Linked DNA regions of Homo sapiens: all the other regions are linked to region 2. The links are chromatin loops, found by intact Hi-C in ENCODE. Cell type or tissue: IMR-90. All regions are shown on one strand. Links, peaks and the distances in the headings refer to the core of each region. The heading gives the core; the rest is flanking DNA.

The links. Peaks named below come from ENCODE experiments on the same cell type or tissue, not always from the same donor. Only the 100,000 strongest peaks of a DNase experiment are listed, where the experiment ranks them.
Region 1: it touches region 2 in a loop (8-fold over the local background); 6 of 110 quality-filtered maps call a loop at or near these places.
Region 3: a loop joins it to region 2, with 7 times the contacts of the local background. A loop is called at or near these places in 5 of 110 quality-filtered maps.

The regions. Positions count from the first base shown.
Region 1 is chr5:93,585,799-93,594,967 of GRCh38, forward strand. NR2F1 (nuclear receptor subfamily 2 group F member 1) reads left to right here. Exons shown (of 3, transcript NM_005654.6): 2 at 2,119-2,646; 3 at 7,764-8,813. The coding sequence ends at 8,044. Among named protein-coding and RNA genes, the nearest start is that of NR2F1, 7.2 kb to the left of the region's middle. In IMR-90, for the core only: a CTCF peak has its summit at 4,091; a DNase peak (open chromatin) is centred at 3,053; H3K4me3 peaks cover 2,578 bases; H3K27ac peaks cover 3,229 bases.
Region 2 is chr5:94,687,050-94,698,569 of GRCh38, forward strand. It overlaps SLF1 (SMC5/6 complex localization factor 1), which reads left to right. Exons shown (of 21, transcript NM_032290.4): 17 at 1,457-1,620; 18 at 2,424-2,557; 19 at 4,515-4,607; 20 at 5,025-5,207; 21 at 7,782-10,572. The coding sequence ends at 8,263. Among named protein-coding and RNA genes, the nearest start is that of SLF1, 74 kb to the left of the region's middle. In IMR-90, for the core only: a CTCF peak has its summit at 6,189 (motif pointing left); DNase peaks (open chromatin) are centred at 5,102, 6,182 and 6,542.
Region 3 is chr5:93,596,472-93,607,991 of GRCh38, forward strand. It overlaps LOC124901027 (a long non-coding RNA gene), which reads left to right and starts at 831. Exons shown (of 2, transcript XR_007058873.1): 1 at 831-1,194; 2 at 1,523-1,694. RefSeq lists enhancers at 1-358, 359-1,158, 2,919-3,420 and silencers at 835-884, 11,352-11,520. In IMR-90, for the core only: no CTCF peak of the experiment used is centred there; DNase peaks (open chromatin) are centred at 3,170, 4,140 and 5,200; H3K4me3 peaks cover 2,478 bases; H3K27ac peaks cover 3,887 bases.

The sequences.
Region 1 (9,169 bases), core at 2,029-7,028, 1.1 Mb before region 2:
TGCTCGGTGTGTGTCTCTTTCCCGCGTGTGCGTGAGGCTGCTTGGGGCTGTGCTGGCATGAACTTGGGGAGGGGTGCTTATTTCCCCCAGAAAACTCTGTTTCTGTGGTTTTTTTTCATTCCACTTTTCCCTCCACCTCTTCATACCCTTTATTTAAAATGGGGGAGGGCTGGGGGCTGGAGTACCCTGAACCATAGATTCATTGCTGCCATCATCCTTTTGGAAGCTTAGCTCGGAAAAAGAGGAGTGAGATTTATTGCACTTGTAGGTCTAATTAGGGGGGAAGGGGGGCTTCTGGCCCGTTCACTGGTTCCCTCTCTTCTTCACGGAGCTGGGGCCGCCTCCTCCAGAGCTGTGGCCTTGTTTTCACCCCTCTACTTTGAAAGGAAAGTTTGTGACTGAACCGTGCTTTCATAGTTGTGTCATTTTTTTTAAAGCATGATACTCGTTTTATTTCTTCATCAAACTCCACCCTCTGCTTAAATACTGCATACAAATTACAATTTACAACGGCATTTACCGATCCTTCTGATTTGGCCGTAATGCATAGACTGCAGCTAGCATGAGCTTCCACATCATTTAATCCCTGTGTTGTATGGGTTTGTTTTTTTTAAAAAAAAACACAACTTTTGATGTTGTATTTGGATATGCTTCATGTTCATGTGGCAAGAGATGCAGTACTTTTCTTATAAATATATTTAGCCGTTTACAGTTAAAGTTTATCTCTTGACAATCATTAAAGATGTCTTATAGTCAAATTAGCGAACCAGTCAATTTTGCAGAATGCAGATTACTCCTTCTTGTAATTGACTTTAAAATTATATTTTATATGCCACAAGAAAAGAAATTGAATTCCTTCAGATCTCAAGGAGCAGACAAATATGACTACTTCATTTCTAGCTCCAGGGAGATTTTGTAGGCATCTGAAAAAAAAAAAACTTTGAATTGTACTCTCACTTAATTGAAAAATAACTGCCAAGTTCAAAACTATAATTAGAAAAAAGTATTCTAGGCATTATGTTTCAAGAGCTTCAATTGCACTGGAACTTGCATTAAAATTAGAATCAAAGCAAACTTAAGAAAATAGAACAAAACCTGAAATAAGATAGCTACATGTACATGAACATATCTATATTAATTTGTTGGGGGAAGAGTTCAGTAGCCCTAACTTTTCCTAAAGTTGTCTTTGTTTATATGGCAATTTAAAACGCTGGCACTGTTGAAGTAAAACATACACATTTAAAAAAAAAAAAAAAAAAACTTTGGTCAGCTTTAAGAACTCAAAGCATGCTTACGTTTTGCATTCAGATGGTTAATGAATCCAGTGTTTTTGCAGTTGAAAGCTCGTGCATTCACTGGGCAAAAGCTGGCTGCAGGTTGCAGTGGCACCGCGCAGGACAGACATTAATTATATTTCCTACTTTTTTCAATAATGTTTGGCTACTGTAAGTTCAACTTTTTTTCTTGAAAATTTTCAATTTTCTGTTGCTTTTAATAGTGAGAACTTTGTATGGGGCGACGGGGAGGAGGGGAGAAGGGAGGGGTGCAGGATACTTGTTCTCTACTCAAAAGTTGTAAGTGGTTAGTAGGATATGTAACTTGTGTCTATTTTAAGAATTATTCTATAGCATTTTAAGAGAATGTGGAAACATTTTATCAGCAAAACGCTGCTTGCTTGCAAATGAGGAGGCCGCTAGGCATTTGCCTAGAACCACAACCTTTCTCCGGTTTCGCCTTTTTTTAACCCTGATTTTTTTTTTCCATTCTGGAGGGGTGAGTGGGGTTTCATTTATCTGTGTGTTCCCCCGTGGTGGCTTAGGGGTTGGATGACACTTTCTTGACCTTGCCAGGGTTGGGGCCCTGGAGTCAGGCCTAGCTCCGGCGGGGCTGACGTGGCCAGGGGCTCAGGCAGTGGCTGGACACACTGAGCTGTGGAGCTGGAGGGCCTCACCCCAGATCTCCTAGCGGTGTGGACTGTGAGAGCGAGCCGGAGAAGATGCGCGGGGCGCGTGTGGCTGCGGGAAGAGCTTCTGCATTGTGTTGGGTACGCTGCGGCGCGGCAATGTTCGCAAGCTCCCTGGATGCACATTGCCTCTTTTCTCTCTTTCTTTTTGTCAGCGGTTCAGCGAGGAAGAATGCCTCCAACCCAGCCCAATCCAGGCCAGTACGCACTCACCAACGGGGACCCCCTCAACGGCCACTGCTACCTGTCCGGCTACATCTCGCTGCTGCTGCGCGCCGAGCCCTACCCCACGTCGCGCTACGGCAGCCAGTGCATGCAGCCCAACAACATTATGGGCATCGAGAACATCTGCGAGCTGGCCGCGCGCCTGCTCTTCAGCGCCGTCGAGTGGGCCCGCAACATCCCCTTCTTCCCGGATCTGCAGATCACCGACCAGGTGTCCCTGCTACGCCTCACCTGGAGCGAGCTGTTCGTGCTCAACGCGGCCCAGTGCTCTATGCCGCTGCACGTGGCGCCGTTGCTGGCCGCCGCCGGCCTGCATGCCTCGCCCATGTCTGCCGACCGCGTCGTGGCCTTCATGGACCACATCCGCATCTTCCAGGAGCAGGTGGAGAAGCTCAAGGCGCTACACGTCGACTCAGCCGAGTACAGCTGCCTCAAAGCCATCGTGCTGTTCACGTCAGGTGAGGCTGCGGTCGCGGGGAGGGCAGGCCGCGCCGGCAGCGAGCGCAGGCCCCGCGCCGCCCGGGCCTGGCCTTCGGAGCCTCCCGCGCGGCCGGTGCGGGGCGGGCCGGGCCCTCGCTGGACACTGAGCCTGGCCCGGGTCTGTGACCCCCGCGCGGTGACCGGCTGGCCGCGCCGCTGCCATCTTGGGAGCGCGGCGGTGCGGGAACCGAGGCGGCGCGGGTGCGGCCGGCGGGCGGCCGGGCCTAGTCGCCCGGACCCCTACGTGGGGCCGCGGCTGCCGAGGGTGTGTGTCTGAGGCGGGGGGGCGGTGCTGTGGATCCGTCTGGCTGCGCGCGCGCGCGCGCGTGTGTGTGTGTGTGTGTGTCTCTGTGTGTGTGTCTGTGTGTGGTGCGTGTTATGTGTGAGCCAGAGCTCAGCGTTTCTGGGGGAGGCGAGGGAAGGAAGAGAACGTGGGAATGTGGCTTCTTACCCTGTGTGGCACTCTCCTTGAATGAATTTCCCGACACAGAGAGACACAGAGAGAGGTGGAAAGAGAAGAATACGCACAAATAAATCATAATAATCCCGCTTTATCGCTGCCTGATTTTCCCTTATCGGAAACCATTCATGTTTGCAGTTGGTGAGGTTATTGAGGGTCGTAAAAAACGGATTCGATCTAAACAAGAAAGATAAAAAACAAAAGCAATGCTGTAGAACCCGCAAGTATGGGAGGATTCCCCGCCTGAAGATGAATTCCAAAGCTATGCAAAACACATGAACACTGGAAATTTAAGAGTGCCTTAAAAAATATCAAATTATGTGTAGGCAGTGGTAACATGCATGTTAACAATTTCTCTTATGATAGATGGTTCAAATTAACTTCCAGAAAAGTGCATTAACGTTTCCTTTGAAGGGCTCTGGTCTGAGCCTCCGAGAACAATCCCCGCTTTTTATTATTGTAACCTGTAAGAGGGAAACATATAAACACCCAGGACAGCAGGTAATGGGGAGAAATAGAGACAAAGCCAGAGAGGAGGCTGGTGGCAAGTAGTGCTGCTTAGACTGGGTCTTGGGCCCTGCCCACTGTGAGTAGGGTTAGCTGCAGTTTTACCACCATTATTGGCAGTATTGTTTTTAATTCCTCCATTCGGAGAACAAATAAACCATCCTAATAAATCTATCCTAGAACCAGGCTTTCCAATGGCCAAATTAAAACCATTCTTGAACAGGGATAGCAAAATCCCTTTCATAAGGCCTTGTTGAACAGTAAGCAATGGTATAATCTATCAATATTTCTTGGCTTTCATGTGTGAAGAATTGTATTTACATTGTATTAAAATGACTCCTAAATTTGCACAATATTGTAATGTAGCAAATGTAGTATTAATATCGATCTGAACAGCAGATAATTTATTTAGACAAGAGCATCTCATTTGTATGCAGGGTGGCCAGAGCAATGGACTTGGACTGCCCCCCTTTTACTTTCAGTGCAAATGCAGGTCTGCTAGTGAGAGAGGGAGTTATTCTTTCCAAGAGGATAAAGTGCAAACCTTAAAACAAATGGAAGATTTATGGAATAGCCTCCTCCGTATTTGAATGCATTTTATCTTAATAAGTCTTCTTGATGGAAACGTGTTTTTCAAAAGTGACAAAGAGCCTGGGAAGCAGCAACCAGGCTGCCTCAGCTCTGGCAGGCCTGGGGCCTGGCTGGCTCTCTACTACCAGGCTCTTTAGCCAAATTCATCAGGAAGCAAGCCAGTGTCAGGGAAGCTGGGGTTTGAAAATCTCATCCAGCGAGGTGTCTTGAAGCAGAAATGTGACTTGGAACTGGACAGACGTTTTCTCAGGAAAGGTCTCTCCTCTCTTTTCCTTACACCCCCTAAGGTTCTTTGAACCCCCTTGACTTTGCTAATCTCATGCCCTTTCCCAGAGAGAGGTGAGGACTGTGCAGGCTGCAGGGAAACACTGTGGAATTATTCATGCTTTCCTTTTAACTTTCCATACTAAAACATTCCTGTGAAAAGTGTTCATTTAAAAAGTTTTCCAAGGAAGTTTCTTGAATCAAGTCTTCAAGGTGCAAAGAGTGCCTAGAAATGAACAATAACATTATTTTGTTGGAAAATTGCAAGCAGAATATCTGAAAATGGAAATAGAGCTGTCAGTAGTAATTCACCTCCCCCCTCCCATGCAACACATTTCCACTTTTGACTAAACTTGTTTTGATTGCTAGCCAGAAGGGAATTCATGGGAAGCCTTCTCAAAGTCATCCAACTTTTAAGCAAACTTTGAATGATGGAAAAGACAGTTTTAGACATATTGTCCAATGTGGTTTGCTTTGGCTAAGTATTTGAAGCTGGCACGGGGGTCCCCCGTGGTGGTTTTCACATTTGGCCTCCGGATGGTATGTTTAATCCTTAATATTCTGGACTGCATCCAAGGACTAGGTCATGACCTGAACTTACTTTTTAAAAAATTCATTAGTTCATACACCTAAATATTCCTTCAAATAAATGAGACTTTCTCTGAAAGGAGCCATCTAGTTAACATAAATACAATAAATCCATTTTCAGCACAATAATAACTTTGATTTCTAGTTATGGCAGCTGATTACATCTATATTTCCTGAACACTAAACTCTTCTGAATGCACAACATGAAATACATTCTCTGCACTACAAAGGCTAGGCCAGGAGGGCCTGAGCAGTAATGGTTATTTATTTACATAATTTCTTTTCCATACACTGTAGAAGAAATATTGAGAGTTCCCACATTGACACTACCGTATAAAAAGTGTGACATGGATTTTGCACATTCTGCCTCATTTTCTTATCTGGGGTATAACTCATGGAGCATAAATATATACTGTATTACACCCCCTGGTCACCTAGCTTTGTCACCACAACCCCCTAGTTGATCTGGGAGCTCATACCTTCTGTCCACAGTTGAGGGAATCCTGTTGCAAAGGGGTGAATGAATTTCCAGACTGGGAAGCCAGGCCAGAACCAGGGCTCCTGCCGGAGGGAAGCCACAGAGCTAGCTGGCTGGTACCTGGCAGGCAGGCCCAGCTACAGGCATTCACCTCCAAAGGAGGGAAGAAATGGAAGCAACCAGCACAGGACCCAGGCAGGCCTTTCCTGGGCTTCTTGTCTCTCTTGGAGCGGCCTGTTTGGGAGTTGGGAAGTGACCTTGTACTCCAGGGACCCTAATCATAAATGTCAGATAGATATTTTACTGAGCTGAGGGGATGCCAGATGGATCTTAAAAAAAAAAAATCTGCCGGGATACCAAGGGGCCCTTTTCACATTGCATTGTCTAGGGCTGAGAATGATCCATAAGCATGCAGGCAGATAATGCATGTAAAGCAAGCTCTATGTAATTATGGGTCTGGGTCTGAGTGAGGGTCATTCATCAGGGCCAGGTTAGCAAGCAGGGCCAAACTCACGGTCCCCTCTCTAAGCAGCAAAGCCCCACAGAGCTCTTGCTGCCCTGGCCCTAATAGCCATAAAGTCTCATTTGGCTTCCCATATCAGACCAGTGTGGATATACCCAACTGGCTGGCTGGAGTAATTAGACATCTGAGAGGAACCTAGTCTGTATCTGAGGTCAAAGGGGACTTGCCTCAGAAGTTCTTGAATTATCACTAGTTTTATTTGTATTTTTGCTCGAGGCCATAGCCTTGTAGATGAAGGTGTTAGAATGCTTTGTAAATCCCAGTTCTTGAAATATAAGGTCATAAAGCTCAGAAACTCAGCAGACACAGGTTTCACTTTGAATCATTTGTTGTGTCTTCTTAGGGTCACACTTGCCCATTCAAAATTATACAATGTCATTTTGGGGGCATTGCCATGCATCAATTTTTTCCCAGATCTATATATTAGCAAATTCTGCCTTTGATCTCTAGTCAACCTCCTGACTGGCTAAGGGCTCCTCTGTGATCTTACTGGTTTTTTTTTAATATTTATTATTAATATAAGAAACAAGTGGGTATTTGAACTAGGAGAGGATGCCTTTACTCCATTCCTCTTATTCCATCTTTCCCTCCCTATGCTTGCCTCTAGTTAGTTGATATAATATAATCTGCTGTCCTGAAATACTTTTAGAGGACCAAGAAGGGCCTTGGTTGACATGAACTAAGCACACAGATTTTGAGGTGCTGTCATTGTGCGGAGGTGCCTTTTTCTCCCTTGGTCCTGCCACCAAAAGCTTATCTCCCCCCAAGTCCCCCCTCAACTCCCCACCACCCACATCCCCCCCTACCCCCCCAGTTCTGAAGCAGCAGCAGCTGCTGCCTGTAGCCTAGCTTTGTGTCTGATTGCTGAAGATGTCGCCTTTCTGCAGCCTGGAGTAACTGAGTCATATTCTTCCTGATTATTATACAGCTTACAGAGATGTGACCAATTTTCAATTACTTGATCTAAGGTATAGATAGAAGTGTACACCCTCACCAAGGATTTGCTGCAGAGTCCTTTCTTGCATAGATAACGGATCTGAAATCCTATATTGCTAAAGCGTGGGCTTCATCTGATTCCAGGCACTGCCAGCCCATGATTCCTTACCCCCTCCCATGTGTTTGTTCACTACACAATCTAGGTTCTCCTGGAGGTTTCTGGTTGGGGTGGTTTGGGTTTGAGAGGGGACTCCAGGAATCCTTTAAGAACTGCCTTCAGGCTGCATATTTCCTAAGGGGTACTGAACACCCCCAGATCAGAGGCAAATGGGGCAAAAGTTAATGAGCACGGCCAGAAAGATGCTCCCTTGCAGGCCGAGGACAGGTTGTTAAGCGCAGCAAACATGGTTCCAGCATTGTACATTATTTAATCCAAAGGTGAAAGAGGAAAAACAAAGGGACTAGAGAGGTTTCTGCCTCTGCATGTGTGTGCCTCTCTCTCCAGCTCCCCTAGGCTTGGTGGGGGTTTGATTTATTTTTATTTGTATTGTATTGGGGGCGGGGGAGGAGGGAATGAAGAAGGGGATGGAGAGGTATAGGAGGGTGAATTTTTCTTTTCTCTTTTACTTCTTTTTTATTTTCCATTTTCTCCTTAAAAAAAATTGATGGCTTATTTTGCCTTTGCTATTTGTCAGCCTAACCGTGTGCTCCCTTTCCCTGTCTCTCCCTCCTGTGGCTGCTTGGGCAGACGCCTGTGGCCTGTCGGATGCGGCCCACATCGAGAGCCTGCAGGAGAAGTCGCAGTGCGCACTGGAGGAGTACGTGAGGAGCCAGTACCCCAACCAGCCCAGCCGTTTTGGCAAACTGCTGCTGCGACTGCCCTCGCTGCGCACCGTGTCCTCCTCCGTCATCGAGCAGCTCTTCTTCGTCCGTTTGGTAGGTAAAACCCCCATCGAAACTCTCATCCGCGATATGTTACTGTCTGGGAGCAGCTTCAACTGGCCTTACATGTCCATCCAGTGCTCCTAGACCTTGGGCGCTTCCCACCTGCCCCGTCCCCCTAGAGACTCAGAGGACCCACCTGGGCCAAGGACTCCAAAGCCGCGGGGACACCGGGAAGTGCAGCGGGCCAGGCAGGCTGGGTGGGAGGGAGGAGGGCCGAGACAGGAGCAGCCCACCCAGCAGAAATACAATCCGAGCTACAAAGCATGGGAAAAAGAGACTCTTTTAGGATCAGATCTGTGAGCACGTTGGCGAGGAAAAACAAAACAAACAAAAAAAAGAACCTTGTGTCTGTCTGGTGAAAAAAAGAAAAACAAATTGGAAGAGAGGACCATGAGAATTTTAATAAAACAGAAGGAAACTAATGGACCTTCCAGGATTTATTGTGGACGGATGTGGATATATTCTGTACAGGAACAACACATATGGAAGTGGACTGAAGCCTATGTAGAAACACACACACACTGAACATTGTTATTCATTTTGTAAAATACTAGTCTTTATTTTCATTTTTTGTAAAATTTAAACATCGTATGCGCATAAAGAAAAAGGAAACAAGAATTAGGGGAAAATAACATTTTCCAAATAATTATAAAAAATTGTCCTGTGTCTATGTATCTATATCTGTTTTGTATTTTTTTCTGGTTCCAAACCAGATTTCCTGTGATTCTATACTAATAATTTTTGATATAACCCTTTGCTTCTTATAATGAGTGCGATATATGTTGTCGAGGCTGTTCTTCAAGAATTAAAATTGAAGTGAAAATTTAAACAAAAATAAAAGAATTTAGCAAAACCCATGTGTCTGGTTGCTTGATAGATGTTATCCGTGGAAGAGAACTCCTTGGTTAATTTCCACCTCAACTATTATTAGAATTGAAGGTTTTGGTGTGTAAAAGGGGAGACTTTTAAAGTCTACTACAAAGTTGGTTAGATTCATTTCCAAAAACCAAGCTGCTACCTTGGTTTTGTAAATGCGGAGGGCCAGGCTCTACATGGGCTGGGGTCCGCGGGGAGGCAGGGCGCCTTGGTCGCTGACTTCAGCCGTTGAGACCTGGTGGGCTGCGGGCGGTCCCGTGCTCAGTTGGGCCAGGGAGTGGTGTAGGCAGGGTCGCGCGCCCGGTAAGTCTCCAGGCACCAAGCACCGGGGGC
Region 2 (11,520 bases), core at 3,338-8,337:
CACCACGCCTGGCCCACAAACTCAATTTTAAAAAATTCTTAGTTATTTCAAGTAAGTAGGCAGAATATATTAATTCATAAATATTTCAATTCTGTATAAAAGCTAGTATATTTCTGTCTCTAATTAGAGTAATGAAAGCCAGCGGCCGTGCTGAGTGCCTGTAGGTGAGTGCCTGCAGGTGAGTGCCTGTAGTTCCAGCTACTCAGGAGACTGAGGCGGGAGGATTGCTTAATCCCCAGAATTTGAAGCTGTAGTGCATTATGGTTGCACTTGTGCATAGCCACTGCATTCCATCCTGGACAACATAGTGAGACCCCTTCTCCAGGGGCAGTGGGGGGAAGGTAATCACCAAATAGAAATTTTAAGGCCGAGCATGATGGCCCCTGCCTATAATTCTAACACTTTTGGAAGCTGAGGCAGGAGGATCCCTTGAGCCCAGGAGTTCGAGACCAGCCTGGGCAACATAGCAATACTCTGTCTCTAAAAAAAAGTTAAATTAGCTGGGCATGGTGGCACATGCCTGTGGTCCCAGCTACTCGGGAGGCTGAGGTGGGAGGATCCTTAATCCCAGGAGGTCGAGGCAGCAGTGACCTGTGATAACCACTGTACTGTAGCCTAGGTGGCACACTAAGACCCTGTCTCAACAACAACAACAACAACAACAACAACAAAGAAAGAAAAGAAAGGAAAAAGAAATTTTAATTACTTTTGAGCGTAGCCAAGGGTTGATCATAGAAAACTAAAAAATCCTTGTTTCCTAATAAAATTCCTACATAGGTTATTATTTTGGAAAGAACTAGATCCAACAAAATTCTAAATGGTATTTAAAAAGCAAAATATTATGCATATAAGCTACATTTGATTTAAAGTTTTCCAGTTTTATTTTGGCTATCTTTAGATATTAATATTTAATAATAATTATTTATTATTATTAATAAGGCAATATTAATTTAGATATGTAGATATTAATATCTATCTTTAGATATTAATATCTTTAGATATTAGTCAAATTCTGTTTTGCAACAATCCTTTAAGGATGTTTTTATTCCTTATTTTGTTTTCTGTTGAAGAAAGACTTGTTTTCTGTTCAAGGCATTATCAGAATGGAAATTACAAAATACCAGTTGTATGTAAATCATACATATAAAATGTGCAAATGAATCATACCTGTTGGGCATAAGACTAATCAAAAGAGCTTTCCTAAATGAGGATCAAAATTGAATTAGAAAAAAATAATTATTTTTAAGAAGGTGTTTTTCTGGTTGTTCACATGGTATTGACTTTGACACAAAACTAGTTTTCTTAATATTTTATTATGTTCAACCAAGATAGAGTGGCAACCATAGTGATGCAACCAAGAAAATATAACCAAATGTAATAGTGAAATGAATCAAATAATTTCTCTTTACTGCTGTTTTTGTAGTTGAGAAAATAATGCAATATTATTTTTCAACAGGTATATTCCTATTTACCAGCCTTGGGGAAAACTGGTGTGCTTGGGTCTGGAAAGATTCAGGTGTCAAAGAAAATAGGACAGCGGCCTTGTTTTGACTCTCAGAGAACCTTACTAATGCTGAATGGTACTAAACAAAAACAAGTCGAAGGGCTGCCAGAGTTACTGTAAGTGATGCTGATATCCCAGCTGTGCTTTGTTTTGGAGTACAGCTCTTTCTCTGATGCATTTCTTGAACTTAATGGTTATCTGTGATACTGTCTGAATTATACTGATTAGATCAAAACTCAATTTTAGATCTATTTGATCAACATTTTCTGTTTCTGTAATTCAAGGTACATGCTTTCTAAGTGCTTCCCAAAAGAAATAAAACTGCTCATCAAATTATTGATGAATTATTGATGAAATACAGTTCCACACAATTTTTGCCCTATGATTTGAATGACTACTTTGCCATAATATAGATGGGATTTCAGAATGCATGGTCATATGAGATATCCTGTATCATTATAGTAGTTTCCCCAAAATGAGAAACCTCTAAAAGTATAAGGTGTATAAAAGTGTATGTTGTATAAAACTCAGAAAGCCTGAAAGCTTCTGTGAGAGGAAGAAGAGAATAGAATCAGAATATGAAAGTAAGAATGGGGAGCAGAGGCCTGCTTGATCTTAGCTTTCTGCTTTATTCTCTCTGCCAAATATGGTTTAACTGGTCTTTTTCTCTTTATTTGACATTCTGTATTTATAAATTTAGTGAGCAGTTGGGGGAGTAGGACTAATAAAAGAAAATTAGTGCACTGAAGTTTGTTTCTACACAGTTGAAATAAATTTTAAAATTAGAAAGCAGTAAAGATTGAATGAGTAAGGGAGTTTAAATTAAAAGGGGGCTAGACTTTTAAAAAATACCATCTAATGTATGCTGGCACGCCTTGCTGAAAAACAAGCTTTCATTATTTCTTACTTTTCCTTTCAGAGACCTGAACCTTGCTAAATGTTCCTCATCATTAAAAAAATTGAAAAAGAAGTCAGAAGGAGAATTGTCATGTTCCAAGGAGAATTGCCCCTCTGTAGTTAAAAAGATGAATTTTCACAAGACTAATCTAAAAGGTATTCCAAGTATTTAAATTAATTTATGCTAAGAACTTTTCATGGTTATAGTCAGTACTTGCAGGTTTCACACATTTGCCCTGATGAATACTTGAACTTAAATATTGGACTAGGTCCAGGAAGTACCTTCTTGGATAACGTATTATTTTCTTGAACTGTCATTTATGCAAAGAAAGTGATTGTTTAATAACCAGTATAATAGAGTATTCTTTCCTTTTTTTCCTCTCCCTGCCATTACAGATATGAAACACAGTGTAGCATTCATTGAGCTCATTCCAGACTTGCCCGCCTTACTTTTCTATTCCATCTCAACCTGTGCTGCTTAGGATCAGTGTCTTCTGATTTGAAAGTATAATTCAGTCTTCATCTCTTTCAGTCCTAGACATTTTGTGAACAAAGAATGAAGAGTAGGCTATGTTACATAGCTGTGTTAAGCATATGGGCTCTTTTCTTCCAGGCATTGAGCCCAGACTATGAAATGTGTTTGGCTTTTGGTTCTAACTATACTGGAACCTAAGTACCTAAAGGATGAAATAACAAGAATAGCATAATAATTCACTTTGGCACCTCTTTTACTTAGCCACCTCATAACTTGTAAATGGATCTTCCAGAAGTCTATACCTGGCCAAAGTAAATTGCTGAGTCTTTTTTGTTGTTGTTGTTTATGAGTTATATCTTGTTTTTAATACAAATATTAACATTATGACACCCATGGAAATAGTGACAGTGAAGCACTTATATTTCAATGTGATATAAGTTCATAATTGCATATTACAGATTCAAAATAACTGTCCATTTGACTTGGAATATGAAAATTATATTAGATGAGAACTCAGATATTAATTTCACAAATCAGCGTTCTTTTTCTTTGTTTTATTGTTTCAGAAAGTAAAATGAATATGAATGATTTTAGGCAGAACAGCAGAAGGAACTGGGAGAGAGGAAGAGAATTGAGATATAGTAGAGAAAAACTTCAAAAGCTTTTTATGCATGTAAAAAAATGTTTTTGTAGAAGTTAGAGATAATCTGTAAAACTGAACACTGTAAAAATGTGCTACTTAGTATTTTATAGTAAGAACAAATTAGATTCAGTATTTCATTTTGTTTCCTAAGCAGTCATTTATAGTAATTTTTTTAAAATTCCCCTTAAATAATCACTTATATCTTATTAATCTTGGTTGTAACAGTGATGGATATAGACAATTTTAGCCAGAAGGCATTAATTGCGTCTCTCCTAGAAAAAACCTTGTCATTTCTATTTGTTACTCTTGTTCAGCTTTAAATGGTACTAGGGATTTTTTTTTTTTTTACATCCGTGTGTGTGTCTGTGTGTGTGTGTGTGTGTGGTGTGTTTATATTAAGATTCCTCCATTTCTCCCTCTCTCTGCTGTTGTAGCCAAGCCAGACAGCCTATTGAGAAGCAGCAAACCATCTGTTAATGGATTTGAAGTTCTGAATTATACTTGAGTGTGTAGAGGCACTCATGCTTAGCCAGAAACATTCATTTGAATTAAGCTATAAATGCTGTATAAAAAAGAGCCATACATTTAATGTAGGTTCATGAATAAATTTAAGAGAGGGCAATTGCACTCTAAACTTTTATTGCTGCAAAACCCAGTATTTTTGGTGTTCTCTGATCATTTGGGGGTTTTATAGCAGGATTGAAGCTTTAAACCTTGAACTAGGGGAGACAATGCCTGTGTTAAACCTTTTGCAGTAGAATTTCATTGCTGAATTGCTGATAGAACAGAAGCAGTATGGATTGGTGGGGGTCCTTCCCCTTCCCACCCCCCACCCCCGCCTTTTTAAATGCAGGGGATGTTTAAACCAGTCAAAAGAAGAACTCAATAAATAAATTTCTGGCATGGGGCCAGATCTCCTAGTTCATGCCCTTTGATTATTTTTTTTAGTTGATATCTTGTCTTCTCTGGAATAATCTATTAATTTTTTATGGCAGGAGAAACAGCCCTGCATAGAGCTTGCATAAATAACCAAGTGGAGAAATTGATTCTTCTTCTCTCTTTGCCAGGAATAGACATCAATGTTAAAGGTAAGTTTTAAATCTTTGTGGTCTAGTCCAATGTCTTAATATTTGTGATATTAAACAGTTTTATATCACATTAAGAAAAATTATTTAAGTAAATTTACCTAAGGTATCTTAAAAGTATAAGAAAAATTTCTTAGCAAAGCCAAGAAATTTCTCATATATTGATTTATAACTAATGGTATAAAAACATTTTTTGGTGTCCATATTTTGATAATACCCAACATTAATATTTTAAAATTGTTTTTATTTTAATTTTTTAAGGTAGAAATATGATTACACCCTAGACATTTTTATCACAGCATTCTTTTTGTATATGAAGCACCTAGAAAGTCACACTGATGAGAAAAGTAGAACATCAGTACTTTTCTACCAAAAGTCCTACTTCTGCTGTTTTAAAACTTGCCTTGATTTCTAATTTAGACAATGCTGGCTGGACGCCTTTGCATGAAGCCTGTAACTATGGCAACACAGTGTGTGTCCAGGAAATTTTGCAACGTTGTCCAGAGGTAGATCTGCTCACTCAAGTGGACGGGGTGACTCCTTTGCATGATGCACTGTCAAACGGACATGTAGAAATTGGCAAGCTGCTACTACAGCATGGGGGTGAGTGTGTTTATGCTAAATGGGTTTTGATAAATTATCCAGTTTTTTGATGAATCCTGCAGAGGTAGATAGCATTTTATGTTTAAAATCTGTAAGGAAAGATGCCTTTATTTCATATTAATGAAAAAGTAAGGATAAAAAGTCTCCTAAAACGTAAGCACCTTTTATTATTAGAGATAAAATCCTTTTCATAATGTATATTTGTTTATGTATATATTATTAAGCCTATTTAGGTTCGTGTATGAGAGTCTGTTTTTGAATTGAGTTTGCTGGTTTTAAATATTTATCTTTTTCCTTCAGGTGTGTAATGTCTTTGTGAGCCAGTCATTTCTGAAAGCTTATTGATAAATGGATATAAATGTTCAATTGTGATTACCTGGATTTTTTCATTTCCTGTATGTAACTACAAACTCAATCTTATTTTTAATGAGTCATTTCTGTACAGACTGTAAAAAAATGATATCCTAGAATATTTTTCGTCATTCACATTTTGCAGCCAATTAAGTTAAAGCAGGAGGATTTTCAAATGGTGATAACTGTTATGCAGGGGTTTTGTGAAGGAGGTAACTTGAGCTGAATATTCATCTGCGTTTTTCCTGCTGATTTTTGATCTTTGCTTTCAGCAAGGCCCCACATTATTTCAGTGTCATTCTTCTTATATCTAAACTGAATAATATAAATTTTACAACAAAATGTTCAAAACGGATTGGTGCTTTTAAAAGAAAAAAAGAAAACTGATGACCAGCTTAGAATATGGAAACAAAGATTTGTAGAAATTACTTGTCGTTTTTATTTGTATTAATTTTACATTTAAATTTAACATTATCTTATCCTGTAATTAAAACATTTGATTGTGCATAAAGACAAAAAGCGTATTTTCTTAAGATGTCTTTTTAGTATATATGCATCTAAGGAAGGCTGTATAGCATGGGAGTTTAAGACATTTGGTTATATATAGTCTTCTCCTGCCCCCTAAAGGCCTTAGTGTGTCTGTTTTACTGATATCATTTCATAGTCAATGTTTTTCAGTTCTTCTACCTTGTTTTTTTTAGTATTCTGTGTTTACTAAACCATAAGTTCTACCTCCTTAATGTTTTATTTTTCTACTCAGCCGTGTGTCTGGCATTCAGGCCAATATTTGTTAGGAGCCATTATTGTATTAGGTCCAGCTCTTCAGTAGAGTATGGCATTATACCAACCAATGTGAATTTTTCTAGGGCTCTTAGTGGAGAATAGTAAAGAGATGAGTTTCTCCTCCTAGAAGAGGAAATCTAATTGTTTTTGTTTTTATCAAGGTCCTTTGGCAGTCGTACAGACTTGTTTCTGCCTTAGTCATATTCTGGGTTTGGACCTGTCAAGTGGTTTGACACTTATATTGAAGTAACTGCATTATCTATTCATTGTGAGTCACTCAGCCTCAAGAGCAATAATTTCAAGAATTTATTTATTTCTCTAAAACGTTTGTTTACTTTTGGTATCCTGTGTCCGTAATTTTGTCTTTTTTTTTTTTTTTAAACAGAAGTAACTTGGAACAATTTTTTTGAGATGTTGGCACAGTGAAAAGGAGCCTAATTTTGTTTTAGAATTATCTTCTTTCCATAAATTATACATTAATCATATTATCAATGGTTGATCTTTTATATTAAGTACATTTTATATCTATGCTACTATGTATGTCTGATCAGAGTCATCATTATGAATTTTAGCAGTTATAATCAGTTCTCTCTTTCTGACAATATGATCTATGTTATAATTGTAGGACCTAGTGATTATGTCTGCTAGTACTAAAATCTTTATATCCCCTGTAACGTTTTTATGGCCAAGTGCATAAATAATTATAAGACTTGACTGATGAAGGCAAAAGTACTCCTATACTTTGCTATGTAACCAAATACTGAGTTATGTTTTGCCTTCTCCACATCATCCTTTAGTACTTAGTGGATAAACTCTATCTTTAGTACTTTCTAAGTAGGTAGTTAAATGAGTTTAACTAGTATAGATGGATGAGATCTGAGTTTGATCTAGAAGAATTAATATGTAATTTGTGTGAACCAGTTACCTGTACTAAACATTGAACACAAGCAAGGGTAATATGAAAACTGTTCTCTATCTGTGCAAGGTTTTGTAGTCTTTGCACTGCTAGAATTGTTTATTAGCAATGAAAGGGGCACTACTTTTTCCTCTTGGTGATATTTTGAGATACCCCTGAGGCTCTTGTATAGAATTTATAAGATGAATAATACATTTTTAAGATTTCTTCTGGGAACACTGAAATTCTTATTTTAAAATGACAGTTGATAAAGTTTTATAAAAGTTTTTATTTGTAGTTGTATTTATTATTTATTTAACGGAGGCATGCACGTTTGGGGAAACCTTATTAGGTAATTGACTAGAATTTTTTTAATGTACCTTTATTCGTCTATATATATAGTCAGTTAATTGTGTCGACATGAATTAATACAAAATATGATTGCAAAGAAAGCACTGGATGCTTTGGGAAAAAGGAGAAAAGAGCTGTTAAGCTGCCAAAATAGAAATGTTTTACTTGCAACATTTTGCATTTTCTTTTCACAGGCCCAGTGCTTTTACAACAGAGGAATGCTAAGGGAGAATTGCCCTTGGATTATGTGGTTTCACCTCAAATCAAAGAAGAACTGTTTGCTATTACAAAAATAGAAGATACAGTGGAGAACTTTCATGCACAAGCAGAGAAACATTTTCATTACCAGCAACTTGAATTTGGCTCCTTTTTACTTAGTAGGATGTTGCTAAATTTTTGTTCAATTTTTGATTTATCTTCAGAGTTCATTTTAGCTTCCAAAGGGTTAACTCATCTAAATGAACTGCTTATGGCTTGTAAAAGTCATAAAGAAACCACCAGTGTTCATACTGACTGGTTACTGGATCTTTATGCTGGAAATATAAAGACATTGCAGAAACTCCCACACATTCTTAAGGAACTGCCTGAGAATTTGAAAGTGTGTCCTGGGGTACACACTGAGGCCTTGATGATAACATTGGAAATGATGTGTCGGTCAGTCATGGAGTTTTCATGATGATGCTAGAAAGTATGGATTGACTTTCTAAATCTGTTCAGTTTGCATTGGTACTTACTGTGGACTTCATAGCTTACTGACAGATAGTAATTTGATTTATTTATTGACAGACTTTGCAGCCTTGCTAAATTTTAAAAGCATTTTTAAAAAAACTTCTACAAAACTCTAGTATGGGCTTCTGACTTTTTCCAGGGTGTAGAATTTGACTCAAAAGTAAAAATAATTTTGTTTTAGTATATTCTACTTTCATTAATGTTTTTTTGTTCTGAAAGTGATATTATATTGTACATGTAAAATTAATTTAAATATTTTTTCAAATAAAAATGTAATGTCCTGTATTCTAGATGTTCTAGGTCTTAGAATCATGGCAAGCATATTCATACAAATGCGTACCTATAAACTTGTAGCTCCTGACTCTTAGGGATGGATTTTGAGGAAAAAACAAGACTAAACAAAAACATGTAGCTCCCTATTTCTTCTCTCTAGGTTGTTGGACTGAAATATGCATTTTAGCTTTGTGTGTTTCTAAAATAAACATTTCTAAAATTTACAGTAATAATTAATATTCTTTTGGTTTTTAAATGCAGCAAATATGCAGAGTCTGACAGTTCAATTCCTTGATCTGTTTTATTTTAGCAATTCATATACAAAATGTATCTGTCGCTGCCCTATGTAACCCAGTATTCTGTACCTGAAAACATTCTGCTGCATAGGTTTATGAGTTTAATATTAAGATATTGAGTGGCATCTAAGTAATAGATTTGAGATTATTTAAGATCTTAATATATAGTATGAATTTACTGAGTAGTAATGTTTTAATTTGCAGTTTTTCCTTATAGCAGTTTGTAGTAAAACTAAAAGAAAGGGTGTGGATAATAACCACTTTTGAGATTGGAGTTTCTTCACTACTGGGAGTAAGTTACATTATGATACAGGTGGAAAATAAACACTTCCATTTAGCTTTTATGTAATTCAAGTGATGACCTTAGCAGTTAATCTGCTAAAGCAATACACTTCAGTTTTATTTTGGAAATAGATATTTTAACAAGATACAAATGCTCAGTATCATATTACTGGGTTTGTAATCTAAATTGAAAACTGCTATATCAGTATGAAAAAATATTTTAAATAAGTACTTTTTCCACACATACTCAGGAAATACTAGTTTCTATTTAGCCTTCAAATTTGGCATCATACAAATCTCTTTATTATTAATCTGCCAAAGTATCAGACAAAAAATGATATAGTGAAGACTATCTAAGAAGAGTTTAAATGCTTATAGAGAGTAAAGTGCTTCTCCAGATGATGAATAAGAACGTTTTTTATTCCAATGAGTACCTCTTTACTTCACTTGTAAAGGTGTCTGGGATAGTGTTTGCTTGGTAAACTAATATAAACTTGTAAACATAGGCTTTGACATCATACACATTTTCAAATCCTTGTCTAGTTTCTTAATAACTAAATTGCAAGGCAAATTCTTTTCTGAGCTTTGGCTTTCCTACATGTCAAATAGAAATCACACCAGGTATCTTTGTCATGATAGAATTGTTAGCATATCACATCATATGACACTTAATAAATATTATTTCCTTTCTAATTCTTACCTCCTCTTTTGATTATAATGAATCATTTAGACAAAAGGCAATATAGTAATTGTTTAAGTTGGTAGTAATTCTAAGGTAATTAAGGAATCAACATCATGAGTTAGGGTTTTATACTGTTAGTACAAAGTAGTTTTCCAAATTAGATGTTCATAACGTATATTTGTTTAATTGCAATTAGCATTAATATTTCATAATTGACTGCTCTGTCTGCCAACTTCTACAAGCAGTGATGACATGAAGTGTGAAACAGATGTCACTGAGGTCTCTGCCTTTAAGAAGTTTTACACTTCTTCGAAAGTCCAACGTGGCAAACATAGGTTACTGTGTTCTGTGCCCTGGCTAACAATACCAGTATATGAGTATGAATCTAAATGTTCAGGAAAAGGCTTCATTCCCAAAATTACTTCTTATACTTTATTTTAGAAAACATAATAATAATTGCCTTGAATAATTGCCCAAATCTATCTTGGAGGTATAGGAAGAAGAAATTCTCAATAAGTAAAGTATAATTCATAGTCTTAGTCCTAGATTTTCAATGGCAGACTTTTCAAAGTTGCATCTGAAGACAAGGTTGAGAAATGCTATTCTTCACTGTATTTTGCCAGATGTGATATCATAGTTCTATGGAATCATATTTTTTAAATTTCTGTAAGAGACCTTATTACAATGTAAATAAAGCTGGAGAGGAGATTTCTGAGCAGTTAAGATTCAGCTTTTCCCCATGCATTGTTTACTGGCAGTTTCTTAAATCTCTTTGAAGTTAGAGTTTTCTAGGTTGTTAATTTTTAATTTCACTTTGCAGAATAAAATCATCCAAGTATATACATATTCTGTCATTTTATTCATTCCAAGATGACCAGAAAAACATTTATCCTCATAAAAGTCAAATGTGAAATTAATTCCTTTGAATTCAGCATTTCTTGAACACCTACTCTGAACCAGGTGGTGTGCTTGACAAGGGCTAACTACAAAAAAAGAGGAAAGGCCCACAGTCTAGGAAGGTAAATAAGGCTTAAGTATTGTGAATTTTATTGTCTTCTACATCTGCTAAAAAATTAATTTCAGTAATAATTGGTGTTCTGTTTTAGTTTATAAATGTGAATATTCAAGTGTCCAGTACTTTAATCCTTTGATGAGTATTATTTTAGCAATTTTATTTTAGAGTGGATAGGGTGTAGGGTGTGCTTTTGCAGTCTTAGTATTTTTAAGCAAGCACAAATGCATTACACTAAGATACTTTATATAACCTCCAGAAAATATCTGCCATTTTTGTTTATGCTGCTATAGAAAGTTAATTAAATGAATACCTTCACATGAAAAAAATATCCATGGAATGTGCAATCCTTATGCCTTTATACACCTTTCCAGTTAAGCGGTGAACTTGATGAGAGCCTGTCACTGTTGCTCCTTAATCAGTAGGAAGGGGTCATCTTGAGTGACATGAGGCACTCTTTCCCTGAGGCATTTATCACGTAGCTTTCACGCCAATTGCACCTCCTGCTGACGTGGAGCTTGCAAAACTAGGAATGATAATTGTTTTTATGACAAATGTGGATTGAGTTAGAAAGGTCAGTGATAGCGTTATTAGAATTAAGCTCTGCCTGGTGTTGTCAAAACAGGAGACATGGAATTGTTAACTATTCCTTGTAAATC
Region 3 (11,520 bases), core at 2,615-7,614, 1.1 Mb before region 2:
CTAGGAAGAAGTGCAGGCCCTCCTATGGCCGCCCAGCCTCCCTCCCGGGCTCCTCTAGGAGCAGGAGGCCCTAGGGCTGAAGGGAAGGGAGAGGTGGGGGTTCTCCAGTGCTCCGCAGGCGCGTCCTGCCCACCCCATCTCCCCGCAGTGGGTTTCTCCTCTTTCTCTTCTGTGACTGGGGTGGCCCCTGTCTGCATTACCCACAGAGAGTCAGTCGTCTTTCCAGGACCGGAGGTCTCTGTGTGTCTCATCCAGAGAGAGACAGAGTCTGCCTTGAATCAGAGGTCATGTGGCCGTCCCCGCCGGGCCGAACAGGTTGCAGGAGCCCTTGGCTTTCCTTCACAGAGAGGGCAGACAGGAATCTGCACGCGCTAAGGGAAGTTTGGGAGCTGCGACGCGTCTATCTGAGCAACGAGTTGAGCCTTCTGATAATTGGGAAGTACCCTTGCTCTCAGTTCTGGCGATGTGAAGGCTCCCCCACCCGACCCAGGCCGGGCTGACAGTGGCCAGTCCTGCGGGCTGAGGGCGGAGCGGTCAGCGGTTTCCTCTCGGCGCGGAGGGACAGGCCCCAGTAGGGGCCAGGCTGCCCCGGGTTCAGCGTCCTGTGTTTCCCCAGCCCCCGGTTGCGGCTGTGGCCCAGGACCTGGGCAGGAGGCGAGGTGGAGTAGCTGGGAGCCTCCTCTGCCTGGGTGGCCTCCAGAAGATTCCTGAGCAGTGAGCCCACCTTCATGCGGGGCGCCAGGGGGAGCCGTGGAACCGGGGCTTGAGGCTCCCAGCAGGTGTAGGCCGGGCAGTCGCCCTGGGCTCGCAGCCACACCTCTCCTGCAGGGGCGGTGGCAGCCCTAAAGAGTCAGGAGAGTAGGGCTGGGCTAACTGGGCGGGGCAGAGCCGACTCTTTCCCCAGGGCAAGAGGAAATTCTTCTTACCAGTTGGAGGTTGCCACATAAGATGACTTCCCTCTCGAAATCACCAGTGACTTAGGAGAGTCAAACGTTCGCTGTTCTAACCCAAAGGCTTGCTGGACAAATGAGAACTTTAGGAGCTTTGAAGTCTGTTTAAACTACCTTAGCCACAAGCTTTGTGGAAAACATCAGAAAAGCCATCTCAGGACGTGCTCTTCTCTGGGAATCACTAGGGAAGGAGTCTGCACCTTATCCGCAGCCAGGGGACAAGGCCTGGTGCTAGGGAGGAAAAGTATGACCTTTGTTCCCACACGCACATCCCAACCTGGGACCAGGCTGAGTGGAAGCCTGTGGTGGGAATGTGGGTCCCTCCTGCTCACCAGGAGAACCATGAGCTTTGGGGACTCCACCCTTCCAGTTGGTCCAGGCTCTTAAACTCTGGCAGCCACAAAGGTTCTTGGTTGGCTCCCAAGAGGTCCGACCACCCAGCTTTGCATTCAGGGGTGATGGGGATCTGGAGTCCCCTCTATCTGAGCCCACCTGAGCTTGTCTGCTTGAAGCATGTAGGGGGGTGGGGGGATTTTATTTTTAAAAATCTTTCTCCTCTTCTTTCATCGTAGGCACTCCTTATAACTCCTACAGTGGCAGAATTGCCTCCTGTGAGCTCTGCAATTCCTCAGAACAAATCACCTGAATGTCTCTGCAAATAGCAGACCATGAGGAGTGTGAGGAGGAGTGGAGGGGGACACAAGTGGGAACTAATAAAACTCTTGTTAAAGGGCCTGCTCAGGATCCGTGGCGTCACTGGGCCTTTTACTTGGGAAGCCAAAGAGTTGTATCCCTAAATGAGTTAAAGACCCATTTACCTCTGTCGTGTCCTATTCATCAAGTCACAAGTTGAGAGTTCCTAACATGAAACTATTTGTTTGCTTACACAACCAGCTGGGCGCAATTTCACGTCTGAGATATCTATCTGAAAGCGCCTCTCATTTATTATCTCTCCTTGTCAGCGAATCCATTTTCCAGCTCCCCCTCCCCCCCTTTGGAGTTTATTTATTTATTTATAGTGGGACTTCTTTGCCTGGGAGAACCTGGGGTTGGAATGCTCCCCAGGGAGTAGCCTCTCCCTGTGCGGGATCTGCTACGCCCAGGGTGTGGGGACCAGGGACTGGCAGAGGCACGCCCGTGGTCACAGCTGACCCCGGCTGGCAGGCGAGCCAGGGTGTGGGGTGGGTTGTGAGTAGTCCTGGCCGGACACTGCGGAGCTGCCTTTCTCCCTGGATGTCCTCTCTACTAGCTCTCCCTGTGTAAGCCTCAACCACCTGTACGAGGAGGGGGTGGTGGGGAGGCCCGGGAGGCGAATCCAGGAGCCTTTCTCCCAGAACGGGGGCCCGAGATACGGATTTGAGAGATGCTTTCACAAAGCCTCACCAAGTCCCACGGGGCCAATTTCTTCTCCGGGGGCCGAAGTGCAGAGTGAGTAACCAAGATGTAAACAGTTGCGTGATGGGTTTGGGGGAGGGGGCAGCGCATTTATTGTGTGTGCGGAAGGGAGAAAGCTGCACGTGATTTCAATTTTGAAGCACAAAGAAATAACATGCAATGCAGAAAATAGGTTTATGAATGTAATTGAGAGGAAAGAAAACAATTAACACGGTGCAAGGTTGCACACTCCATTCCCCACCCCTGGCCTTCTCTTCTACCCCAATTTTGAGAAATTCGGATCATGTGAATAGAGTGGCTTTAGGCAGTTGGATCCGGCTGACAAGGGAACCCCTGATGGGGATCTCAGTGATGGCTGGATAATGGTGTCTATCCATCTCCTGGTCTGCGAAGGCCTCCTCTAACCAAGCTGAAAGCAAAGGATCAAATCCCCAAGTCCAGCATATAAAATACCCCCAGGTGAAAAGGAGGAAGGAAGAAGGGGTGCCTGCAGGGGAGAGGAAAAAGAGAAAGAGATAGCGAGGGATTTCTTTAAGAAAGACCAGGCTGGTCTCTGCAAGCTATCCTATTGTGTTGATTTAGGAAGACATTTGCTGTATATAACGTTTAAGGCTGATAATATCATTGCACAGCCAGATAAATAAAGCGTTGGCCCAACCGTGGGGTCAGCGATCGATCTCTGGGCTCAGAGGAAAGAGGAGAGAGACAGGGTCGTGCACGAGGCTCTGTCTGTGTGCTTGTCAGTCGGCATGCAGGAGCCCGAGTGTATGTGAGCGTCAGGGTGTGCGAGAGAGAGAACCAAGTCTTCAGCTGGCCAAGAGGCTCATTAGCATTCCTAACCCATGGACCTGCGCTGACAACTAACAGAGATATCCCGCTCACCACCAGGCCTCCTCTCCTTTTGTCTTCAGATCTGGAGGAGAAAAAGATTTCTCGGTGGAAGCTGGAGCCTGAACTTCCATGTGGTTGTTGGAGATTCGGTGCCTAAAAAAAGACATACCAGGATCTTGCCTGATCTTTCACTCTGCTTTTAAAAACTTTCCTCTTAAAGAGGGAACTTTTTTGCTTTTCTCTCTCAAAGTATAATATGCTTGTTGAAACTTCAAACTTAAATGGGAGAGAAAAATTCTCTGAAAATATTTTGCCATTTTTCCTTGTTTACACAAAGAGAGGTGGATGTTTACATGTTTGATTCACATACACATGTAAAGCTGGTACTTTCGGTTAAAACTTTCTAGAACATAGCAATCAGGGGTTGTTTGAGCTTCCCACCCCGCTTTCTTTCTCTTGGTCATATTTTATTATGAGATAAAATTCATTTTGTTTTCTGTAATAAGCATCTTGCTCATTATTTTATTGCTCTCCATTGTTCTTTAAATGAAATACATCTTAAAATTACATAGATCTAGTTTTGTATTAACTATCAGAAAAATGCAATTTTAGAAATTTCTATTGTTGTAAGAAGCATTTAAAAATTATGCTCAATCATGCAGTTTTAATGACCTTACACCTATTTGGGGGAGAAGTGTCTTTTAGCCATATCTCAACGGGGATAAATATGTATCCACTTTGCTCTCCCAGATCCTGTTCCTTGAACTCCATCAAACTAGGCAGATAGTTTTACATTGGAGTGTACAAATTATCCCATGTTGACAGATGTTTGTCACTTAGTAACTTCTTTCCAAGTTTTTCCCCCTCCCCTAAGCTTTCTTTCCAGCTTGCTTTGTTGTTTTAAAATATGCATGTCTCTCACTGGAATGCCAGTCACGAGTGCAAACTTTGTGTCCAGCCTCCCACATGAAATGATCCTTTTAAAGGGAACTCGATATGTCTCAATCTGCACTTCACTCAAAGCCTCTGGGTACGGGCCACTCACTCACTGGTCCTGGCTCCAAAATAACTCAGCAGAAACGAGTTTCCAACTAAAAATCCCCTCGAATGTCTCCCAGGGAAGAAATATAGCTCCTATAATTAAAGGAGGCAACGGCCAGAGGGGGAGTGCAGCCGGCAGCCAAAAAAGAAAAGTAAGAGTTTTATTTATTTGCTGATTGAACTTGGGTTGTCATGACCAGCAGGTTTATCCACATTAGAAGTGCTGGAGGTTTGTACTATATGTGCACAGGAGGTAGAGGTGGGGAGAAAAGGAAGGAGAAGGAAAGTAGGAAGAATAACAGACCAGGCCAATTTTGAAGGAGAGAAAATGATCTCTGTGGGACAACGTAAATAAACTTCCTAGCACTGGATTTGACTAAAAACTTGTAGCTGAGGAATATGTGGAGAGGGGTTCAGAGGAGATGGGGGGTAATTATAGTAAACTCTTAGATGTGGGGTATCATCAGGAAAAGGAGGACTCTGTTTTCCCCAGAAAAGTAATGTGACAGCAGGAAATTTATTAGCTGTGCTGTGTGTGGCGGTTAGGTATGTGGGGGGTGGAATTATGGAGGGAGGCTCCAGAGAAAGGAAGAAGTTCCAGGACTCAAAGCAGAAGTGTCATGGAACCAGGAGCCCTCCACTCTCCTTGACAAAAGTTGCCTAGGAGGTGTAGATGTGAAATCTCTAGAAGACATTATCTTTGCACCTTATTAGTTTCATCTATTTGAGCTGATTCTGGCATTAGAACCACATATAAAATGAATCAGCGCACAGGATGAAGAACACCTCCCCACCTCTTGGGCCACCCTCCAAAAGGGGGTAGTAGTGATTATAAGCTTCAAAACACAAGGAGTACTCAGCCTGGGCAGCCCATTTCTATTAAAGAGGCAAAACTTTAGTACTGATGAAAAACAGATGATTTTTTTCTTCCTCTCTGAAACAGTTACTCTCTTTTACTGATGTGAAGTGACGTCAGCAATGCCTGCCCTATCCCCTTGGAGAGAGGGGAGAGAGGAGGAGGGTATGGAAGGAAGGAGCTGGGAGAAAGAGCAAGAGAAAAAGAGAAAGAGGAATTGACAGAAGAGGAAAAAGGGTGGTGGGGGGAGAGAATGAGAATGTATATCCTACACTTTGGGGGGCCAAAAATCCACAAAGAGTGGGCAAAACAATGCTTTAGAAGCCTGTGATTGATAAGACACCTTTCCTTGCTCTCACCCGATCTACATATTCTAACATATGGAAAGCTTAGAGGCCCTGTGCACTTATAGAAGCCGATAATGCATTAGCTCTCAGCAATATTTACAGCACCACTCTTAATACACACCAGATGGTTCGCGACTGTGCCGCCTCAGCCAGCTCACTCCTCGATTTTACTCGGCGGCACTTTGTTGCAATTACGCTCCATGCTGAGACCAATTTTATTGGTGACCTATTTTTCATATTTGCAGCATTTTATGTTAAAAACCTCCTCTCTGGCCTTTTTGTTAAGGGCAGCGCTCAGGAAGGGAGAGTTTAGGAGGACAGCGGTGCTGAGGGTCTGTCGAGGTGGATATTAATATTTATCGTGATGTTACATACCTTGGGTTTAAGTGAGTAAACCGGATAGACATAAGTACTCCGGTCATTATGTTTGTTCACTAACCCCTGTTTGTCAGACCCCCACGGACTCTACACGGCGCGCTTGCCTCAGAGTCAATACATCGGACCATAAATATTGTATTCCATTAATTATCACCCCACTGGCTTATCCTGGGCGCCGGCGTCCTCGAGCGACGCAGGGCAAATGAGGACGCTTCCTGAGCATATTTCTAGGCTGGGAACCCCGCTGAAATTTCCGCGGTGCCTGGGAATTCCTAGAGCCTGAGCGCCTGGCTCAACCCGGTCTGGGCCTGGGGCTGGCGTGCAGGGAAGGGGAGCTGGCGGGAGAAGGCCCGACGCCGCCAGGAGCACTCGGTACCAGTTATCTTGCTACGCAGAAGGCCACTGGGAGAATCCCATTTGGCACGCCGGAAAAGGCTTTCAACTTTATCTCCCGCCATGTAAATAACCCCGAGTGCCTGACTGAGGGACTTTGTTTTGCACCGAACAATATAAATATTCTATTTGCTACAACGCAGGTGTGCTCTTCCTACCTAAACTCTCCCCTCCCTGCCTCGCTTATGGTAACTCTTTCTACCCACCCCCTCCCCTGGTTAAAAAAAAATCACAGATGTTTACTTTATTGATATAACCTATACCGTGGTTAGGCTGAGAATAATACGCCTCAACTAACAGTCATTTAGCAAATAATAGAGGCGTTCTGGATGCTTTCCAACGTTACACATGTACTTGGTCATAAAATGATACGTGAAAAAATTAACATCTGCTTTCCTAAAATAAAGTGTGCCAAGTAGCTTTTTATGAATTCTTTCCTCATTTTAAAAAGAAATATGGAGAGACAAACTAGCACCCAGATGTATAGCACATTTATAATGGTTTTAGAATTTAAAGGTAGCTATTCATTGCACAAGCCATTTAAAAACTGACGTTTTAAAAGCTACTTAACCCCAGACATCTTCGAATCCTGAGGAGTCTTCCAAATTTTATTATTTAAAGAGGAATTTACTGTAATTTAATTGCGTATCAAGGCAGAACTATGTGCAAGTCGGGGCACTGCAGCCTCAGCTCAACAGAAATTCCATCTCGCCTTTTATTTACCTAATTTCTCAGCAAGGTTCCCAGGCCCTTAAGAAGGCCGAGCTGGAAAGTTTAGTTGGGCTCTTTTTTGTTGTTGTTTAATTCCACTATTAGGAAATGAGGCCTACCTTTGAATTATTTCATTATGATTTGGCCTTTTGGGGGAAGGGGTGGGAACTATAATCATTAGTGGCTTTTTATTATTTCTACAATAAATGGCTAGATTCTTTGTTGAATAAGCTGCTTGAATGTTTTGCAGATGTTCCACTTAGACCAAATCTGACCCCCTATTTCCTCCCAAATAAGTCGCTTAAACTCTCCCTCCAGTCCATTTACTGGAGAACATCCTCCCTCAACCTAGCAAGTTGATAAGCCTAGGACATATTCTTATGAAATTTCACCTAACTGCACATGCACGCACACACACACACACCACACACACATTTACACACACACTCCCACCCACTGAGCCTCTGAGCGTGGCAGAGGATAAGAGAAGAGAAAAAAAAAAGGCGAGGAACTGGTGAGGCGGAATGGAAAGGAGGAGGGAAGTCAGCCCAGTGGTTACACCCCTGTGCAGAGGCGCGCCCTCCACTGGCCCCCTTGCCCCACTTTGTGCCTTTGGTTTGAAACACTGGAGGTGGCCCAGGGCCGTTTTCCTCAAAGGACTGAGAATCTTGATTTGCCAAGTGCTTGGGGCCTCCGCCCAAGGTGTTTGGGGGCTGCGTGGTGAGCCGAGGCAAAGCCAGGGTACCCCGATCGTCTTCCGGGCGCATCCACCATGCGGCACCGCCCCAGCCACGGCGGCCGCGCGTGGAGACCCGGGGGCTTAACAAAGGGCTCCGCGGGGGCACGGGGGGGCGCGGCCACGTGACAGGCCCGAGCGCGACGTCGCTGTCCAGCCGCGGGGAGGGGCGGCCAGCCCGGGGGGCCGTGGGGCTTCTTGACATAGAACGTCCGGGCCTCGGGCTGGCCGCGCCGGGCCGCGCTCCGCCGGGATGAGAAGTACTTGTCTGGCTCCGCGCTGGAGAAGCCGCACCTCTCATCTCTCCGGCTCTTACTTGAAAAAGCACTTGGAAGAAACTGTGTGTGCGCTGGGAGGGCCGCGGGGTGGGCCGGGGCCGGCTGCGAGGCTGAGGGGGGCCGGCTGGTGGGTGGATGGGGAGGAGGTTGAAGAAACAGCCCCTTTCTGAGTGACAGGACCCCTTTTCAAAGGGCAAACAGAAAAAAAAAAGAAGAAGAAGAAGAAGAAGCTCCTAATATGAATAGGAGAATTTTCAATGTTTCGCAGTTACTCCACCTCCCCCCTTTTAAAGAGGGATATTTTTTCCTTTCCTTTTTTCCTATTTTTCTTTCTTTCCTTTCTGTCCTTACCCTCCCTTCCTTTCCTTCCTTCCCTCCCTCCCTCCCTCCCTCCGTTCCTTCCTTCCTTCCTTCTTTCCTTCCTTCCTTCCCTTTTCTTTCTTTCTCTCATTAGATTGGAATTGCGTGCACAAACGTGTTTTTATGTGTTTTCAGGAGAAAGAATGATTCATTAACTTTAAAAAATCTTCATGGGTTTGTCAGAATTATTGAAACATGTTATGGTGTTTTCGAGGACCCACTGACCAGAGTGGAAAGGCAACAGACGAGTCACGCTTTCAGACAGGGGGTTTTAAAGATGCTGGGTTTGTAGGGGCGAAAAAAGGGAATATCTTACGAAGTTCTCCCTCATTCCAATAACAAAACCTGTCACATCTTCACTTCTTACTAGAAAAGATAGTGTCCTCATTTCCTCATGTGAACAGCTCTAAAGTGATTACTGAATGTCTCTGTGAGAAATCAGGATGGGAGAGGAAAGCTCATCACATTCAGAGATTTTTTTTTAAGCCTGCCTTCATGTAATTTAACCTTAGAAACACTTTTATTATCCTCATTCTCAACCCCAGCTTTTTTTTTTTTAATTGGAGGGCCATGCCATATAGAGGAGAAAACCTTCTTTTAAAAAAGATTTAAACCCACAGTACCACTTGTTTGTTGTTGTTGTTGTTATCATGATTATGATGGTTATTATGTCGTCCCCTCCTTTTTGCACTTGATCTGATGAGAGAACTTTTTTTAAGAGTGTGAAATGAAGGACACAAAGACATATATCAATGAAAAGAAGAAAGTGGCCCTTTTAATGAGAACTAAAGAAAACCCAAATGTAGATGAAGTGTACCGTAAAAGCTGCTTCAAAGTCCATCTTAATTCCCTTGGGCTCAGTCATCACGAACGCGTGATAATTGGGAGTTCTGCACGGAGGTAAGGCCGCCATAGGGTGGGGAGTCCCGCAGATGCACCTCCCTGCCCTGTAATCCCAAATACATTTCAACCAAGAACTTGGAGATATTACAGAACCCAGATTTGGCTACTCCACCTTCAAACGCTACCTGCCCATTAAAGACATTTTGTTTTCTTCCAGAGCAACTGTGCTCACTAGGGGAGCATCATCCTCTGTCCCACCCCACCTCACCCCCCAGCAGGCTGATATAGGCTGGACAATATTGTAAGGTTTTGATCATTATTTTGTGATCAACTCTGTTTAATTTTCTATTTATTTTCGGACCTGAGCCTTTCTGGATCACAAAAGTCCCCACAAGTAACACAGCAATAAATCTGAACAAAAATAAGACAGATTTCCTTATCGATGTGTAATAAAGTTAAAGGACATTGTTTTGTCAGACAAGCGCTAAGTAGAAAATAAATCTCAGGGTCTGGGGAAACAAAACGGAGCGCTGCTGGCATGTGTGTAAATTTACTTTTAAAAGCAATAAATCAATGTTAAATTAAACAGCTGGGTACCCTGTCTAGGAGAAGGTTCCGTGTTTAAGAAGACCTTGATGGGAGAAATGTACTATTTAACAAGACACACACACACACACACACACACACACACACACACAAAGTTAAATTTTTATTGGCATCCGGAGGCAAGACTGCCCTGGGAACTTTTCTTCTGAACTTCAGAGAGGGAGAGGGAAATAAGAGAGAGCATGAATTGTGTCTACTGTCCATCCTCAGATCTTTACACATATTTTCAGGCATAAGGAGAAAAGGAGGTTTTGTAGAAATGTATTAGATGTGTTCTAAATTGTGGGTTAAACTATGAAGTCTCTCTTTATTGGCTTAGGTTTGTTGGGTGGGTTGTGATTTTTCTGAGATTTTTTTTTCCTGTAAGTTCTATGACCTGTGAGTGTGTTAAGCATACTCTTATCTCATGCTTCCTTTATTCTTAATGTGGTTGTTTTGCACAGCAAATAGCACAGTAGAAAAATCAAGAGGACTGTTATTTCATATCTATTGTGCTTGTGTTCATTAAGTAGCAAACCTGAGATTGGAGTAGCATTTGATATTCAACAGGAATATTTTAATATTTCATTTTCTAATTTTTTTGTTTTTGTTTTTGTTGTTATTTTACAAAACTTCACTTCACTGGGAAAAAAATTGTGTGTGGGACATGGAGATGAGGAGAGAACAATAGAAAAGCCTAGCTCTGGCTCTGTATTCTAAGAACAATGTGAATCAATGAGCTACTATAGAGGCAATATTCAATAGCAGGAAATTAAGAGTAGTTTAAGACTAGCATGTATATACACTGGATTATTTTCCAGCCTTAAAATGAAATTCCAGAAAGACTCTTTAGAAAGCACACATATTATTGAGATGAACTCTCTCAGTCTTTTGAATTCAGATGGACTGGTTTAAAAGAAAAATATGCGGTACCTGCCTCTACAGAAACCAGCAGATTATTCTTTACTTTCTTCACATTGAAATCCCAGAAGCTTTATTTTGTAGTTACATTGTTAGCCCAGTTCCAAAGAATATTCATATAATTAGGTAACATTATTCAAACTTTAAAATTATTTTTAAAAAGTGTTTCAACCCCACCCCCACCCCCTTCAAGCTACACACTAACAGGGTAGTTTTCTAGCTTTCTAGCTACCTTTGACTTTTCTTCAGCCAAAGAAAATATCAAAGACCCAGTTGCCTGGAGAAGAATAAAGTTACAGCATTTATATTTAGGAGGCAGCATTCCATTTCCATGACCATCAGTGGCTTGTTAAGTAAATATGTGTCTTATGCCACTCGGAGAGAGCTCAGATCGCCTGTCAGGAGGCGTCTGGGCAGCCTTGTAAACTCAGAGTGACTTCTCATATCGTGCTATGTTTTCCCAGCGATGCGCTTTCCTCTGCGCTGAAGCCCTGGGAATCATTTCAGCCCAAGGTGAGCCTTTCAGGCACTGCTCTTTGTCCCCATTTGGATAAGAAGGTGCAAAACTAGTTAGACACTAGGCTGATTTTGGGGAGGTGGTAGGAGGGGATGGAGAAGCGGCCTGTTCTAATTAAAGACAATAAGCAATCCTGCGAGGAGCTGTCCTTTAGCCTTGGCTGGAGGCAGAAACGGTCTGTCTCACCTCAGTTGTTAGGTTTATTTGAGCTGGTCGGTGAGGCGAAGAGCAGAAACTTGCAGGTAGCTCTGGGCTCAGGTGAGACTGGGTGGATGGTTAAATCACAGCAAGTGATCTCGAAGTCCCCCTTTACCTCCCCATCCCCTGTCCTTCTGTGCTCTGTGCTTGACTCAGGCATACTTTGATTCTAACTTTGCT